2 separate regions of the Homo sapiens genome follow, and region 1 is linked to region 2. A link is an interaction called in ENCODE POLR2A ChIA-PET data of the cell type or tissue named here. Cell type or tissue: IMR-90. All regions are shown on one strand. Links, peaks and the distances in the headings refer to the core of each region. The heading gives the core; the rest is flanking DNA.

Evidence for each region. ChIA-PET counts read pairs that join two places held together with the same protein. Peaks named below come from ENCODE experiments on the same cell type or tissue, not always from the same donor. Only the 100,000 strongest peaks of a DNase experiment are listed, where the experiment ranks them.
Region 1: POLR2A ChIA-PET joins it to region 2 with 13 read pairs; 4 of 35 experiments call an interaction of 5 or more read pairs at or near these places.

What each region holds. Positions count from the first base shown.
Region 1 is chr2:216,527,552-216,537,084 of GRCh38, reverse strand. LOC101928156 (a long non-coding RNA gene) reads right to left here. Exons shown (of 3, transcript XR_923872.3): 3 at 7,502-7,815. Among named protein-coding and RNA genes, the nearest start is that of RPL37A, 33 kb to the right of the region's middle. In IMR-90, for the core only: no CTCF peak of the experiment used is centred there; a DNase peak (open chromatin) is centred at 1,454; H3K27ac peaks cover 1,651 bases.
Region 2 is chr2:216,612,343-216,620,969 of GRCh38, reverse strand. It overlaps LOC124907977 (a long non-coding RNA gene), which reads left to right. Exons shown (of 2, transcript XR_007088079.1): 2 at 1-131. Among named protein-coding and RNA genes, the nearest start is that of LINC01280, 9.7 kb to the right of the region's middle. RefSeq lists an enhancer at 1-343 and a silencer at 5,470-5,764. In IMR-90, for the core only: no CTCF peak of the experiment used is centred there; a DNase peak (open chromatin) is centred at 1,179; H3K27ac peaks cover 987 bases; H3K27me3 peaks cover 756 bases.

The DNA of each region.
Region 1 (9,533 bases), core at 933-8,932, 85 kb after region 2:
CGCCTGGGATGTTAGTGGAGACATGTGTGTCTTCACTCATCTGAGTATTAATGTCCTGACTGTTTCTAAGCAGGAAGTTTCCCATTTGGCCAGGCTGAAAGGCAGCTCCAAAATGGAGCAGCAGTTTTCTGTTCTCCACGAGCTCCCCTCCCCTGCTCCTGAATCACGTCACTCCCCAGTCGCTGCAAATGATTCTCATGTGTTGACAGGTTACACAGTTCAAGACAAGACATCAGCAGGAGTCTGGGTTGCAGCAAGAACCAGATAGCAGAGCAGGGAAGCCATGTGAGCTGGCTATTAGGTGACAGGGGCAGGCAGTGATCTGCCCGCTCTTTCCAGCCTCTCCCTCCTGGGCCCTGCTGATGTGTCTGGTTGTCCTCTGCAGCCTAGTCCATGGCACATCTCAGAAAAGGCATGTCAACTCTTCAATCCTTCATTTCTTCATACGAAAAGCAGGCTCATAACACCTACCTTGTAAGGCAGTAGGGAAGAGTGCTATGTTTCATAGAAAAAGATGCTAACAGAGCATCCAGCACACACTATTACTTAAAACATGCTTCAAACATAACAATAATAGTACACACTTATATCATGCTTACTACATGCCATGAGTGGTTTTAAGCACTTGATATTTTATTTATGTGTGTGTGTGTGCACACATGAACCAATTTAATCCTCACAACCCTGTAAGGCAGATTCTACTGTTATCCCTGTCTTACAGAAGAAGAAACTAAGGCACAGAGAGGTTCTGTAACTTAACCATGGTCACAGAGCTAGTAGAGCCAGGATTCAAACTCAGGCAGTCTGGCTCCAGGGACTAGGTGTAGATAAATAAATGAATTAATTAAAAGTTGATGTGTTGGTGGATGGATGGGCAAAGAACATGGATTCCCATGAACTCCAGTAAGGAGCAAGTTATCTAAGCAGCACATTGACAAGTTAAAGGCTCGAAATTCTAATCCCAGCCCCCATCAAGTCCAGGAACTGCAGTTGTTTAATGTTGCTACAAAGTGGCATCACCTACTCCAAGCTAGAGGTGAAGGCTGCTTCCCTTACTGAGACAGGCTTAGTATGCCATAATTTGGAAGGTTATCACTGGAAAGCACTCAGGTTATCACCTAACTCCTAATTTTATGTTTGCAGGAACTGAGGCAAGAGAGGGAAAGTGACCAGCCTAGGGTCACACAGTGCCTGTTCAGACGCGTGCCACTTCTATGCCCAGCACTGTTTTTATGACATAATTTGGCATCTCCTTCACACTAGGAAAGCAGAATCCGGAAGTTGGGGGAGGAGTTATGGACAGAAAAGCAAGATTGAAGAGTGGAATACACTGCCTGGCAAATTGTTTTAAAATGAGAAGGTCATACTTTGTTGCAAGGAAGTTCCTGTTTATGTAAGTCTGGTGAAGTCATCAGACCTTTTGCCTCTCCCCCGCCCCTCCCTGAGGCATCCGGAGGTCCACGGAGGGAAAGGACACTGGTACGGAATGCACCCTACACTCCCACGCTGCTTGCTGTTCCCCCAACACGCCTGAGAGCATTCCACATTCCCACTGCAGCATATTTGCTCACGCTGTTCTGGGACTGAATCCTCCCATCCCTACTCCCATCCATGCCTGGAGTAAACCTCCCCAGGCTTCAGGGACAGCTCGAAAGCCCCCTCTGTGACTCTTTCCCAGCCGTCAGAGCCAGGATGGACTTCCTGAGCTCCAGGGGCACTTGAAGCCAGTGGGGAAAGTTCTGGCTCCTGCATCAGCCAGGTCTGGATCTCTGTTCTGATTCTCTGTTCTCTGCTCACTTAAGTGTGACCTTTGGCAAGGACCTTCATGATCTCCCTGTCTCCATTCTCCCACTTATCAAATGGGAATAATAACAGTCCCCTCCTCATGAGGTTATATAATAAGATCAACATATATAAAGAAAGCATTTAGTACAGTGCCTGGTACTTAGTAAATGGGAGACATGATTGCCACTCTTGGAGGTCTTATTCCACATGCTTTTTTGATTTATGGTTGTTTGGATTTGTATCTTATGTCCCCTTCTAGAGAGATACCTATCTTTTGGCAGGAACTGTGTCAAGTTCAACTTTCCAATCCTGCTGCACTCTGAGCCTTGTGCAAAGTTGTGCTTTGTGAGCATGTGTTAAGTTGAAGTGAATTGGAACAAAAAAGATGAGTTAATTGTGGCAAAAAGCAGGGCGTTATAGTTTTTGTAAAAAGCCTATGATGACTGCCTTTATAAATAGACTTCAGAGGTTCTGGGTAGATGTGCAGAGTAGAATATTGCTTTCAGCTCTCATTACTAGTGTTCTTAAGGATGAGGTTGAGAGAAGCAATAATAATAACATCCTCCTATCAAGGACTTCAAATGGTCCATGTTAGGTTCTTTGTAACTTCACTTATTGCCCACTAACAACCTCTAAGGTAGACGTTATTATCCCTATATATGGATAGGAAATTGTCCCTATATATGGATAGATTCAGAGAGATTAAGTCACCCAACAAGGTTGGAGAGCAAGCATAGAGCTGAGGCCGGGTTTGAATCCAAGCCTGTCTGACTCCCAAGGCCATGCTGTACCCTGAACAGGTCTGCAGACCGCCTTCTGCCATCTGACCTAGGGCTTGTTTTGGTATGGCCATCAAGCCAAGGTGGGTTTTTACACTTCTAAATAGTTGAAAAAAATGAAAAGATTAATATTTTGTGACACATGAAAGTTATATGGAATTTAAATTTTAGTGTCCATAAATAAAGTTCTACTGGAACACAGCCACATCTGTTCATCTATACATTATATAATGTATAGTCCTGCCAACTATACATTGGCTGCTATAACAGAAGTGTTGAAATATTTGCAGGAGACACTGCATGCCCCTTAAAGCCTATATTCCCTATCTAATTTTTTCAGAAAAAGTTTGCTAGCCCCTGCTCTAGGTCATACTGACTCTTACAGACAAACTTAATGCAAAGAAAACTGCCCTTTCCATAAAAGTCATGCTACAAAAAGGGCACCCATCTCTGCAGCAATAAATCTTGGTCTCCAGATTCTGACTTGCCTTTATGCGTGCTGAGCCGCCTTGGTTCTTGCTTTCATCCAGCTCGCAATATGATGTGAAATGAGAGCAGCCACCAGACTCTGCCGGGCAGAGACAACAGGCCACAGCAAGCCTGGAAGCAAAGGGAAAGGAATTTAGAGCCAGAAGTCAGCTCAGCTTCATTAATGCCTTCACCCCCTTGATTCAGGGTTTCCTGCCGCATCTTGTTCAGCTGTGAACGTGCCCAGGCCCCAAGCAGGGGCAGGAGGCTGGAAATGATGAAAGCACAGGGGCTTCAGGCTCCCTGATTCTTTATCCAGTCTCCACCCTGACCACTGGGCAGAGGCCTGGCTCAGCATATCTCTCCCTGGGAAGCCTCAGGCAATCCCTCTCCCTGAAGAGTACTCAGTCTGAATGTAGAATGAGCGCTTGGCCCAGCTGTTCCATCGCCCATCTGCCTCACTCACCTGTTTTCCTTCTCCTTCACACTGCACAAACACCTTTTGCCCCTCCATTGTCTCCCTATGGGGTGAGCTTTGTGGCATTCCTTCATCCAGCAAGGGCTTTTGAACACCTGTTGTGTGTCCAGTTTTGTAGAGACACAAAGGAAGTAAAAGTAACCCAGGAGGTTTCTATTTGTTTCAGGATACCAGGTATACACATGGGAAGCCACAGAATGATCCTTGAAGAAATGCTGAGCACCAGTTATGTGCTTGGTATGCTCCAGGTGCCTTCATAACCATGCTTTTGCTTAAGCCATAAAACACACCTGTGGCCCAGGCATCCTTATGCCCATTTTACAGATAAGAAAACTGAGAATCTGAGAGATTGCCTGGAGATCAGATGGCTGTTAAGGGATGGAGCTAGGCTTTCAATTCAGGTCTCACTGGTCCAAAATGCATGCATCTTTGAAAAACTGGGCTGCTCCCTCTACCAGGATGTCATTGGGTGCCTCGGGGTTACAGGATGGGGATTTTAAGACAAATTTCTTAGGGAAAACAATCTTAAGTCCTTACACCGCAGCAGAAAGCACACTGGAACACCAATAAAGAGATTCTAGACACAGCCTGGCCGATCCTATAGTTAAAAAAAAAAAATTCTTCTAGACCCAACTCTTCCTTTAATGAGTTATATGAGTTATATGTCTCTGGGTATGATTTCTTCCCTTCCCTGGGTCTTAGTTTCCACATCTGTAAAACTAGATAGTCTGGACAAAGTGATCTCAAAGCATCGCCCACCTTCACTGCTTCTCTCTGTTCCTGCTGCTTCACAAATACAGTGCTTGGGCACAGGATTCAAAGTTCAGCTCTGGCCGTGAGTCACAAAACTCAATCCAGGTGCTTCCATCTGAATCTTGGAAAGACAAAAAAAAAAAAAAAAAAAAAAGCCCTAATAAAACTGATAGTCTGGCTATCTGGGTTCAAACCACAAAACTAAATTTTAAAAAAATAGAGGCAAAAGATATTATATAGCTGCTATATTCCTTTCTAAATTCCTTCCTGCTTGGTTTTCATGGAACTGTTTCCAAGAATAAATCAGGCTTCTGTTGCATTTGCATTGCTGGAGCCTCCTGAAGCAGGAGATAAGAGGCAGCAATGTCAAAAAGGAAACTGGGTGGTAGGGTGGGAGGTGGTGGCAGAAGGAGGCCTAAAGCTTGAAGGACAGGAAGGATTTAAACAAAGTGAGGACAAATCTTAAAAAACAAACAAACAAAAAGAGTAAAACCCCAAAGGCTTTTGGGGAAACTGTGAGGCGACCAGTTAGTTTTAATAGGAATTATCAGGGAATTAAGGAGAGACTAGAAATATAGGCAATCTTAAATGCTTTCAGCAAATTAAAAATGTGACTTAACATCCCAGTAGCTATAAGTACACTTAGCATCCAGATCTTGGTTTCTAGTAACACTGTCCAATATAAAAAGAACTAGCGTTCTTTGAAGAAATGTCTGATTCTAGTAGGACTGTAGCAAGAAATATACAAAATGAGTTTGGAATATCTTGAAATACCAGAAAATAAAGAAGTGATCAACAACGAATTTTTTAAAAAACCTACAATACAGCTGGGCACGGTGGCACATGCCTGTAATCCCAGCACTTTGGGAGGCCAAGGTGGGAAGACCACTTGAGCCCAGGAGTTCAAGATCTGCTGGGCAACATAGCAAGACCACACTAAATTATGTATAATTCTCCCCCTGCAATTTTCTTTTTTCTTTTTCTTTTCTTTGTTTTTGTTTTTGAGACAGGGTCTCACTCTGTTACCCAGGCTGGAGGGCAGTGACTCAATCTCAGCTCACTGCAACATCTGCCTCCTAAGCTCAAGCAATCTTCCCACCTCAGCCTCCCAAGTAGCTGGTACTATAGGGATGTGCCACCACGCCCGGCTAATTTTTTTGTATTTTGGGTAGAGACAAGGTTTTGTCATGTTGCCCAGGCTGGTCTCAAATTCCTGGTCTCAAGCGATCCATCTTCTTTGGCCTCCCAAAGTGCTGGGATTACAGGCATAAGCCACCATGCCCGGCCCCCAATTTTTTTTTAATTAGCCAGGTGCGGTGGTGCATGCCTGTAGTCCCAGCTACTCAGGAGGCTGAGGAAGGAGGGTTCACTTGAGCACAGGAGTTTGAGGTTGCAGTGAGCTATGATTGTGCCACTGCATTTCAGCCTGGGCAACAGATGTATGCTGTCTTAAAAAACAAAACAAAATGGGCCGGGCGCTGTGGCTCACGCCTATAATCCCAACACTTTGGGAGACCGAGGCGGGCGGATCATGATGTCAGGAGATCGAGACCATCCTGGCTAACACGGTGAAACCCCTTCTCTACTAAAAACACAAAAAATTAGCCAGGCGTGGTGGCAGGCGCCTGTAGTCCCAGCTATTCCGGAGGCTGAGGCAGGAGAATGGCATGAACCCAGGAGGCGGAGCTTGCAGTGAGCCAAGATCGAGCCACTGCACTCCAGCCTGGGCGACAGAGCGAGACTCTGCCTCAAAAAAAAAAAAATCGTACCATAATGGGGATATGTCAAAGGGATGCAGGAGCCAACTGAAAGAGCTACCAATGAACAAAGCTGGAAAAAATTAAGCAATAAAATGAAGTAGTGTTGATTTGTAACCCAAAAATAATGTAAAATAAATATCCATACTGATATAAGTAACTGAATAAATGGAAAGAGAAAAAAAAATCCTATAGGAGAATCCTAAATAATTGATGTAGATATTGTACCCTCCAGAAGAGGGAACATAACTCTCCATTCCTTACATGTGGGCTGGGCAGAGTGACTTCCTTCTAAAGAGTAGGAAAGTGGGGAAAGAGTACCTTAACAGTGGAGAAACCAGATAAACACTGCTGAACCAGGTGATCAAGGTCAACGTAAAAGTGATAAATCATGTTGGTAACATGTGCCTTTGATATGATGTCATTAGAATGGCACTTTACCTGAGGTCCTCTTCCCAAAAACCCAAAACCCCAGGCTAATCATGAAACAAAACATCAGACTAATTCCCATAAAGGGGCTTCCTACAAAATACCCAGCCAGTGCTACTCAAAACTGTCAAGATCATTAAAACCAAGAAAAGTCTGAGAAACTGTCACAGCCAAGAGGAATCTGAGGAGGCACCACAAGTCAATGTACTGTGGTACCCTGGATGAGATCCTCAAATAGAAATAGACATCAGGTAGAAACTATCGACTTTAGTACATAATAATGTATCAATATTGGTTCATTGATTATAACAAATAGAGCACACAAATGTAAAATGTTAATAATACAGAACATTATGTATATATGGAGGGCACATGGGAACTCTCTGTGCTATCTGCTCAAATTTTCCTTAAATCTAAAACTATTCTAAAAAATAAAGTCTACTAAATTTTAAAAAGTCTAAAAAATGTGACTTAGGAAACTACCATTAGCAGGCACTTGGTCAGAAACTAGGGTAAAACTCCTGCTCCAGAACCTTCCTCCCTGGGAAAGTGCAAGAGGCAGGCACTTTTCTCCTTACTGGGACAAGGCCAACATGTGGTGAGCCTCAGGGACCTGCTCACTTTTACCCAGTGAGCCTGTAAGCAGGATCAAGCCTTCCTTGTGCCCATCCAGACAGCTATGTGTGTTACCAAACTGAACTGGGTCTGTTTGACTGCATGCAATGAAAAGCCAAACATGGCTGGGCGTGGTAGCTCACGCCTGTAATCCCAGCACTTTGGCAGGCCAAGGTGAGAGAACTGACCAAGGTGGAGTTCAAGACCAGCCTGGGCAACATAGTGAGACTCTGTCTTCCCAAAAGAATTTTTTAAAATTAGCCAGGCCCAGTGGCATGCACCTGTAGTCCCAGCTACTTGGGAGGCTGAGGCAGGAGGATTGCTTGAGCCCCAGAGTTCAAGACTACAGTGAGCCGTGATCGTGCCACTGCCTAGGTTACAGAGCAAGACCCTGTATTTAAAAAAAAAAAAAAAAATCCAAACACCAAAGCACTGGGTTTTTGTAGAAAGAAAAGTTTATTGCAAGGCTGCAGAGAAAGACAGGAGCCTGGCTCAAATCTGTCTCCTGGAGCTGGGGGCTGGGGCAGGTTTTACAGGCAGAAGGTAATGAGGCATGATCTTGGATCTTGCAATGAGGTGATGCCAGGAAGTGTAATCTAACTGGATCTTGCCATGGGATGATCTTTCCAGGGCTCAATCTGATTGGATCATGCCATGTGGTGTCCACTGTTATTTCAGTCCCCGTTCCTTGGTCTGAGCACTTAGATTCCATCAGCGTTGCATTTGGTCCATTTGGGTTTGCTTAGGTTACCTGCAACATGGAGGTAACTGAAATGTAACCATTTTATAACACAAAGTTGAACCAGATTGGGCTGGTTTTGCAGTTATGCATGTAGAACCACCTAGCTGATGGCTCCCTTGGCTTATCTAACACAACATAGCCTCAGCTACACAACAGCAGATTGGGCGGGATGGCAGAAGGTAAGAGAGTGTGGGACCACAGTCAGACTGATTTCCACTGTTGGATTACATCAACAAGAAGCCTCAGTTTCAACCTGTCATTAACATCCCTTTAAACTTCCTGATTTCTCTTTTTAACAAGAAAGAACACATCTCAGACTCAGACCTTTCTATAGGCAACAACATTCAGCACAAATTTAATAGTATTTTTTGTTTTTATTCTGACAGTTACATTCTATATGTGAAAATATGCTAGCATTCAATTTACAATAGTAATAGAGTTATTTCCTTGGTAAATAAACTAGGTTAAGAATATAAAATAATCACTTTCACCTTTCAGTTTAGGGGAAAAAACTAAGTTTGAAAACAACTTGATGGTGAAGCTGTGGGTAAACATGCACTACTGTATACTGCTGAAGGGAATTAAAGTGGGTATCCCTTTCATTCAGTAATTCGGCAACACCTATCAAATTTGTAAATGCACTCACCTCTTGACCTAGTGATTACATGTTTCTATTTCTGGCAATTTTAGCCTTCAGATATGCTTACTGTACTAGTAAGCTCAGGCTGCCATAACAAAATACCAAAGACTGGGTGACTTAAACAACATAAATTTATTCCTTATAGTTCTGGATGCCAGGAAGTTCAAGATGAAGGTGCTGGCTGATTTGGTTCCTGGTAAAGGATGTCTTCCTGGCTTACAGACAGCCACTTTCTCACTGTGTCCTCACATGGCAGAGAAAGATCTCTGATGTCTCTTGCTTTTCTTATAAGGGTACCAGGCCTAATGGGTCAGGGCCTCACCATTATGCCCTCATTTAACCTTTATTACCTCCTCACGGGCCCTATCTCCCAATAGAGTCATACTGGGAGTTAAGGCTTCAGCGTATTTGATGGGGGAACACAAATACTCAATCTATAACACATGTATAAACAAAATGACATATGTTCAATCTTATAGACTGAAAAATTAAATCATAAAAGAAAACAGCAAGATTATTCACACTTTTATATATATATCATATATAAATCATATTTTATATATATATAATAGCACTATTTGTAATAGCAAAGATGTGCAGGTTAAAGCAACTCCATCTTACATGCTAATCCACCATGTTGACTTCTGATTAATCCCAGTTCCGGGAATACCTCTAAGATTTCTATTTTATCTACTGTTCCTTGTGTAAGAGCATGTACTTACCATAAATTCTGCACTTAGATCAAAACAACCTTGACCATAAATCCTGCCCTTAGGCAGATTCACATAGCATTCTTGCCTTTCCCTAAGGGGCCAACTTCAATTATCCTACACATTCCTTCTCTAGGGTATAGAAGCCCTGGGTCTGGGGGGTAATGGCCCAGGATCTACTATCTCCTGCTGAGATGATGGTTTCTGTTCATAAATCCCTATTAAATGTGAGACACTGGATTTATCAGCCTCTTTGGTCTGTCAGCTTCCTCAGCCTTTAGGAATACATTTACATAAGATCTGCCCACTGTGCAACAAAATAATAGGAACAAACCTAAATATTCATTAATAGAATGTCTGGTTTAAATAAATTCTGG
Region 2 (8,627 bases), core at 1-8,000:
CTGCGCTGCGGCCTCCACTGGACAGCCCACCCCCTGCTTCCTGCTGCAGCTTTTCTTTCGAGGAACAAGACTACATCTGTTTGGCGATATTCTATTTGGAATCATTAAATAAAACTTTCAGGCCTGGCAAACAACAGCCCATCTTATTCCAATGGGGGAGCTCCTGAAACGCAGCAGACTTCTAAATCCTAAATCTGTCTGCTGGCTCCCCCCTCCCCTCCAAGCAAATCCCTGCTCGCCCCATCCCCTAGCCAGCTACTTGGAGAAAGACAGCATACTTGCCACCTTCGGCTCCTCTCAACACTAACAGATCCTTGTTTTGGAGTCTTCATGTTTACTTTTTTTTTTTTTTTTTTTTGAGATGGAGTGTCACTCTGTTGCCCAGGCTGGGGTGCAGGGGCACAATCTTGGCTCACTGCACCCTCCGCCTCCCAGGTTCAAGCAATCCTCCTACCTCAGCCCCCCTAATAGCTGGGATTACAGGCACATGCCACCACGCCTGGCTAATGTTTGTATTTTTAGTAGAGACAGGGTTTCACCGTGTTGGCCAGGCTGGTCTCGAACTCCTGACCTCAGGTGATCCACCCACCTCGGCCTCAAAGTGCTGGGATTACAGGCATGAGCCACTGTGCCCGACCTTCATGTTTACTTTTAGTATTATTGTACTTGGTTTCTCTCTCTCTTTCAGTAGCTCAATAGTCTTAGCCACACAATACTGTCTGAGCAAACTTGTCTAGGCCCCCACAATTATCTCATCTCCCTGTTACCCCCACCCTCACCCTCCTGAGGCCACTGAGAAGCAGGCAAAGCTAAACAAATAAAGGATGGAAAGCGACCCAGCCAGCATTTCCAAGGGCCTGGCAATGGGAAATTACAAGCTCACTGATCAGCTTGTCTTTACACCCCACAGACACCAGCCTGCCCCACAGACACACTACAGACACACACACACACACACACACACACACGCACACACACACACACACCCCGCAGAGGCATACTGCAATGCAGGCTACAGACCCTGTGTGCCCAGCTGCGCACACAGCCCTCTCCCCTTCCCCCGTCTCCTCACTCCCTTCCCTCAATGCAGCAGACACTCATTGCCCTAACTCCCCTTTCCAGGAAATCTCTTGCCTCAGCAGAGAGTCATGACATGGAAAGCAAGAAGTTGCTGTAGGCACATTTGATTTCTGATGAAATTGCTGCTGGGTGGTGGTGAGAAATGAGTTTGAACTGCACCCTTCCACCTCCCCAACTCTTTCCGGCCTGGGAGAGGGATGTATAGACCACATGCTGCAATTTCACAGACAGGCCTTGTTTCTCTGTTGCTCTGTGATTAAACCGCTGCCTCGCTTTTCTAATCAGAAGCCAGGTGGTGAGCCTGTTACTGCTCTACCAAGACAGAGGGGGAATGGGGGGAGGAATAGGAGGAAATGATGAAATAATCCAATTTGGAAACAGCCATTGCGGGGTGGAGGTAGCAAAGAATCACTCCCCAGGGGAAAAGTAGAACCCTCAATTTGGAGACTCTTTACAGGGCAGTTTGGGGATTGGAAACGTTCTTTGTAGGAGGAAGACTCTCTTCTAAAATGATTCCTGATTCAGTCCTTGCAGAGCACCTTCCTGAAGGTGAGGCAAACTTCATCTAGCCTGTTCCTCCCTCCTAACACCAGGCGTGGAGCCCCCCTCAAAGCTGTCCTAAGATCTGAGTTTAGGTGGCTTTGTGTTTCTTTTTGTGCCCTACCTCCATCTCCCTGATGACATTGAAAGCTCAGTGAGGGCAGAGACTGGTATTCTCTGATTCCTGTGCCCCCGTCCCCTCACCCGTCTCCCCACAACCCTCCTGCCTGGCTTTGCCTATGGTAGAGAGGTTACTCCATTCTCATTCTCCTGCTATGCCTTCAAGTGAGCAGCCTCGGTGATTCTCTTTTGCATAGGTGGAAGAATCGCAGCCTGAGGAAAAGAAGCTCACCCCTCAGGGCAATTGGATGATCCTGTAACTCCCAAAGCAACAGCCGTTCTACTTGGCATTCCTGCCTTTTCATCCTGACTGTGGCCAGGCAGGAAAACACAACTTATTCAGCACCACTGGGTTCAGAGCTCACATCAAGCAGTATTTCCCAAACATCAGCCATTCAAGAACTTCTTCCTACTCTGTGCGTTATCTTTGAACCATGTCGATTATTATTTCTCTAATATTTATGTTTAAATCAACTCATTTAATTTATTTATTTAGAGACAAAGTCTTGCTCTGTCACCCAAGCTGGAGTGTAGTGGCGTGATCTTGGCTCACTGCAACCTCTGCCTCCAGTGTTCAAGCGATTCTCCTGTCTCAGCCTCCCAAGTAAATGAGATTACAGGCGCCTGCCACCATGCCTGGCTAATTGTTTTTTTTTTTTTCCTGAGACTGAGTCTCGCACTGTCACCCGGGCTGGAGTACAGTGGCACGATCTCGGCTCTCTGCAATCTCCACCTCCCAGATTCAAGTGATTCTCCTGCCTTAACCTACCAAGTAGCTAGGATTACAGGCGCCTGCCACCACGCCCGACTAATTTTTTGTATTTTTAGTAGAGACAGGGTTTCACCATGTTAGCCAGGCTGGTCTCGAACTTCTGACCTCAAGTGATCTGCCCACCTCGGACTCCCAAAGTGTTGGGATTACAGGTGTGAGCCACCACACCAGGTCACACTTATTTTATTGAAATAAAAACACTGCAAGGAATAATATGCCCCAAAACACAGCTTTAATATATTATTTTCCTATTACACATAAAGACAAAATACATAAATAAGAGATCTTCCTTCTAATACCACCTAAAATCAGCTTGTATGCTGTATATTGCTACACAATGTAGAAGATATTTTAATCTTTTGGCCAAGTTAAGTAATAGACATGTCTCTGAGACTCAGTCCATTCATCTTTAAAAGAGGAATAATAACTTCTGCTCTGCCTTCATGAGATAATAAACACCTCATGGAGGGCAACGGACAGTATAAAGAGCTATCAAGTAGGAAGGGGATTTTTAACAAAGGACATGGCCAGGAGAATGGCATAAGATGTAATAAGCTAGGAATTTCATAAAAGAATAAATTGCTAAAGGGGAAGAAGTAAAGTGTTATACATACCCAAAAGAACAGAAGCCCTGCACCAAATACTGCAAAGGAGATAGAAATAGTAGAGAAATGTACAGACTATTAAAAGAAACAATACACGCCCACAGGAAAAACACAAATAAAAAAGGCCTATAGAGAATTATAACCCTAATTATAATTCTACAGAGCTATGAAGGCAACGCAAAGGGACGATGAGCCTCTAGATGAATCATGGGGAACTCTGCAGTTCTGCAGCCTAAATTGTGGGCTGGGAGGACTTCCTGGAGGTGGTGTTAGAAATCAGAGCTCTGTCTCCTCAGTCGTGAAGGTGTTTCTGGGATCCTTTTTCTCTCTGCCACATCTGAACTCCACATTCCCCTTGGGCTTCAGCCGTGGACAAAGGTGCCTGCTGGAAACGACTTTTCTGGAGGCTGCTGGTGGTTGGCAGGGCCTCGGGGCCACGGGTAGCAGCAGCACCGTGTCTCTGTGGTGTCCCACAGTGCCCAGCACCCACCATCTCTCCGAGTCCTCTCTACGGCGGTCCATCACCCCCTCTCATCCACAGCTCTCCATGTGCACCAACTTCCCACTTGAAATCTTTCCCACTGCCGCCTCCAGTGAAACTTCTCTTGCTCACTTTCTGTAAAGTGTTTCTCCCTCTCCTCTCAGCAACTTGTCACAGTGCAACTATTTCTATCTCTTACATTGCTGTTTCTCTCTGTCACATTGTAGCTTATCTTGGGGTTGGTCTCTCTCTCTCTCTTTCTCTGTGTTCTATGACTCTTTTTCCTCCATTGTTATTATCTTCATCCTCCCACCACCTCCTGATCCCCTGAAGGCCTGATCCACTAAAGGCCTCCTTCTGTGACCCAGCCCTTTCTTTCTATAGAGCAGAGTCCAAGGTGACTCTGCTATAATATAATAATAATCAGTGGCCAAGGGACTCTAAGGCAGGGGTGTCCAATCTTTTGGCTTCCCTGGGCCACATTGGAAGAAGAATTGTCTTTAGCCACACATAAAATACACTAACACTAATGATAGCTGGTGAACTAAAAAAAAAAAAATTGCAAACAAATATCATAACGTTTTAAGAAAATTTACGAATTTATGTTGGACTGCATTCAAAGTCATCCTGGGCCGCAGGTTGGACAAGCTTGCTCTTGCTGTAAGGTATCATTGTCTGGGGGTTGGGCAGAAGGGAGGTTTTAGAGGGTCACAATGAAACCTCTACCACAATTGCACTAGACACACACACACACACCTACACACCCACCCACACACACAGGAACACACACTGCATGGCTAGGGTGCAGCATTGGGCATCTTGCCGATACTTTCAAAACTGTGCCTTCTGCCCAAGAGCCAGAATGCAGAATCAATAATTATTTCTATCCACATCTTTACAAAATAGTAAACAACCCTGAGGCTTAGCCAATCAATGACCTCAGTTCCTGCTCTTTGTCCAGAATCCTGCTCTCTGGACTTTCACTGTGTAAGGGGCATTTGAGTTGTAACCCAGAAGAACTCAGAGCTCGAAACAACCAGAACAAGCACAGCACACTTTAGAGGCACTTACTGGGGAGTCCTTATCCCAGCTCTGCCAGATAACCTACAATGTGACCTGTTTTGCAAGTCATCAAACTGTTAGGAGCCTCAGTTTTTGCATCTGCAAAATGGAGTAAGAACACCTAGTTCATGAGGCTTTTGTAAGGATTGTGTGGAATCGTTCTTGGAGGTTTCTGGGAGGATGTCTGACCCAAAGAAGGGATTCAGGTCAATGTTTGCCAAACCTGGAGTCGGATCTTTGCTGTGGACATTTGCCTCTTGGAGCAATCTCTTGACTTTGAGAACTCTGATCCACGATATGGGATGCCCTGTGTTCTTTAAGACCACCTGATGGCACCCTGAGTCTGGTCTCTCCTTCCCTGGGCATAGCAGTTCCAAGGGGACCTACCACGTGAGAGCATCACCCTTGCATGGAGACCTTCACCTTGCATTGTGCCATCTGTCACTGCCTGCCCATCCGACTTGATCCTGGCTGTCTGGAACAAGACCTTCTCTCTGGGGAAAATATTATTGTTTTTTTTGGCCACTTGTTTGATCCTCCAGAGTCAATATTTGCAGCGATAAGCACAGTGTGATGTAGCCAGTGGAGTTGTTTATAACTCTGCCCCTCTCCTATTGGGTTCTGGTTCCTTCTGGGCCACACTGTGAGGTGAGTGGGTGTGCATTTCAACAGCAGTGGGTCCTGGTACTCACCAAAACTGCTTTGGAAGAATATGGAAGAGGAGCTGGAGTCTGTTTGCTCCTGTCTCCTGAAGGTGTGCCCTCAGCCTACGCTGAATGCTAAGCAGGAATTTATGTGACCTTCCCAGGAAGCTGGCCTAGACGCCTTTCCCTCCTAAGCCTTTCTTGTAACACAAACCTCAGGGCTGCCCCAGTCTTCTCTACTAGATAGTGAGATCCCAGAGGAGTCTTTCTATAAAAATAAGATTTTCTGTTTCCACTTCACATAAAAATGCCTAGGGAGGTTTTCCACCCAGTTTGGAGGGCTTATTTCAAATGATTTGACTTAAAATACAGGCTATGAGGAGTGGGCAAAACTCCCTTTGAAGTGGCCCATAGGAGAGTACCCCAAGGGCTGGAGGGGTGGCCATTCTCTGGAGAGTGTGACTACTCGGGATACCATGAGAGGCCACAGTGACATCTGATTAGGAGAGACAGGCTGCACATATTAATCCATGGAGGACAGAGGCGACAAACATGGTTTCAACTGTGAGCTCCAAACCAAAAGTGATGAGGCCATGCATTCAACAATCGTAATTGAGCTGCTTCTCATATGGGCAACTCTATATGCCTCTAAGAGAGTAGAAGCAAGGATGGATATTTTTTCTTTTCTCTCTTTTTTGTTTTTTTGAGACAGAGTCTCACTCTGTCACCCAGGCTGGAGTGCAGTGGGGCGATCTCGGCTCACTGCAAGCTCCGCCTCCCAGGTTCACGCCATTCTCCTGCCTCAGCCTCCCGAGTAGTTGGGACTACAGGCGTGCAGCACCACGCCCGGCTAATTTTTTTTTGTATTTTTAGTAGAGACGGGATTTCACTGTGTTAGCCAGGATGGTCTTGATCTCCTGACTTCCTGATCCGCCCACCTCGACCTCCCAAAGTGCTGGGATTACAGGCGTGAGCCACCGCACCTGGCCAAGGGTGGATTTTTTAAACCATGGGTAATGGTTTTCTGGAGAAATACAGGCAGCCTGGCTAGCTAGTAATAATAATAATAATAATAATAGTAATAGCAACAACAAGAGAGGAAGTGGAGGAGGAATAGGAAGGAGGAGAAAGAAGAAGGAGGAACGGAACAGTGGCATGGCTGGGTAGTCCACTATGTGCCAGCCCCTTAGCAAAGTGATATCCAAAAGTGATCTCATTTAATCTTCAAAAAACCCCTACAAATCAGCTCTTATCATCTCCACTTTTCAGGTGAGGAAAGTGATGCTCTGAGAAGTTAAAGCTACTTGCCCAAGGTCATGCAGCTTACCAAAAGCAGATACTGATACGGTTTAGCTGTGTCCCCATTCAAATCTCAACTTCAATTGTATCTCCCAGAATTCCCACGTGTTGTGGGAGGAACTCAGGGGGAGGTAATTGAATCATAGGCCTCATCTTTCCCCTGCTATTCTCGTGATAGTGAATAAGTCTCACGAAATCTGAGGGGTTTATCAGGGGTTTCCGCTTTTGCGTCTTCCTCATTGTCTCTTGCTGCCGCCATGTTAGAAGTACCTTTTGCCCCAGCACTTTGGGAGGCTGGGGTGGGCGGATCACAAGGTCAGGAGATCAAGACCATCCTGGCTAACACAGTGAAACCCCGTCTCTCCTTAAAAAAAAAAAATACAAAAAATTAGCCAGGCATGGTGGCGGGCGCCTGTAGTCCCAGCTACTCGGGAGGCTGAGGCAGGAGAATGGCGTGAACCCGGGAGGCGGAGCTTGCAGTGAGCCGAGATCGCGCCACCGCACTCCAGCCTGGGCGACAAAGTGAGATTCCGTCTCAAAAAAAATAAATAAATAAAAAGAAGTACCTTTTGCCTCCCGCCATGATTCTGAGGCCTCCCCAGCCATGTGGAACTGTAAGTCCAATTAAACCTATTTTTCTTCCCAGTCTCGGGTATGTCTTTATCAGCAGCATGAAAACGAAGTAGTACAGATACTGAGTGAGATTTTCCTGACCTTGATCAAGAAACGTTCAGCAAATCCATTTTTGATGAACTCATTATTGTGCGCTGTGGACAGTTGAGCCCTTATTGTTATCCCGCACTTGCCACTTCCTTGATTGTTGTCTCTGCCCTTTGAGGCAATGAGATCCTTTGTATCCTCCACTTGACACATGCTAGGTCCCGGTACAAGTTGGTCAAATGAATCAAGATGACTGATGCCTTACTTAGTCAATCAAGGATCTGAGATTGACATAAACCTGCCCTGAAGCTCTTGGGAATTTTTGAAGCATGCATGCATTTTGGAAGCAATTGCTACATGCCAGGCACAATTTTAGTTGCTTGGGATACATCAGTGAACCAAACGGACAATTCCTCATGCTCTGGTTTAGCTTACAGGGGGAGGGAAGCAGCAGAAATGACTGGCGAACACTCTAAGAGGTTTCTGCTCACTGCCTTCTTATTGAGAAAGCAAGACTTTTCCCCAATCTGCTTTCCACATAGTAACCAGAGAAGATTCGTTTCCAAACATAAATGTGATCAACTCATACCCCTGCTTAAAACTCTCAGTGGCTTCCCATGGCTCTTAAGATAAAGCCCCCACACCTTAGACCTGCCTTCAAGGTCTTGCATAGGATCTCTGCTCCTGGCAAGCCTCATTCCACAGCCAGTTCCCCCATCATAAGCTCTTCCAGCCCCTCCCCTTTTACTATTCAACTCCTCCTTCAACTGTCTTTCCATGGAAGACCTGTCCTCCCTGCATCAAACTCTCCCTACCAACTCCATGGATCTGTCACACTTCTCATAGTTACAGCTTCACACTGATTTGGGCGAGTTTCTGATGAATGTGTGTCTTCTGTACTGAACTGTAAGCTCCTTGCACATAAGGAATGAGTCTGCTGCACTCCCCATCGTGTGTCCAGAACCTCACCAGGGCCTGGTACAACACAATGTGCTGAATAAATGTCTGACACGCCATCATTCTCTCCACCCCATACTGCCCATGGCCTTCTCATCTGATCTGTGCAAATCTCCTTTTTCCAAAGAATCAAAAGGGCTGGGAATCCAGAGCTGTGGGCAGGGTAGCCACAGCACCTAAACCTTCAATCAGGACTGTGGTCTCACAATGCGGGTGCATATAACAGGGCCAAAGACAGAATGGTTGACCTCAGACAGTCCAGGTCATATGGTTACTGCAACTGTGATGAGAAACAGAACCTAGGCCAGGCACTGTGGATCACGCCTATAATCCCAGCACTTTGGGAGGCCGAGGTGGGTAGATTACCTGAGGTCAGGAGCTTAATGCCAGCCTGTCAAACATGGTGA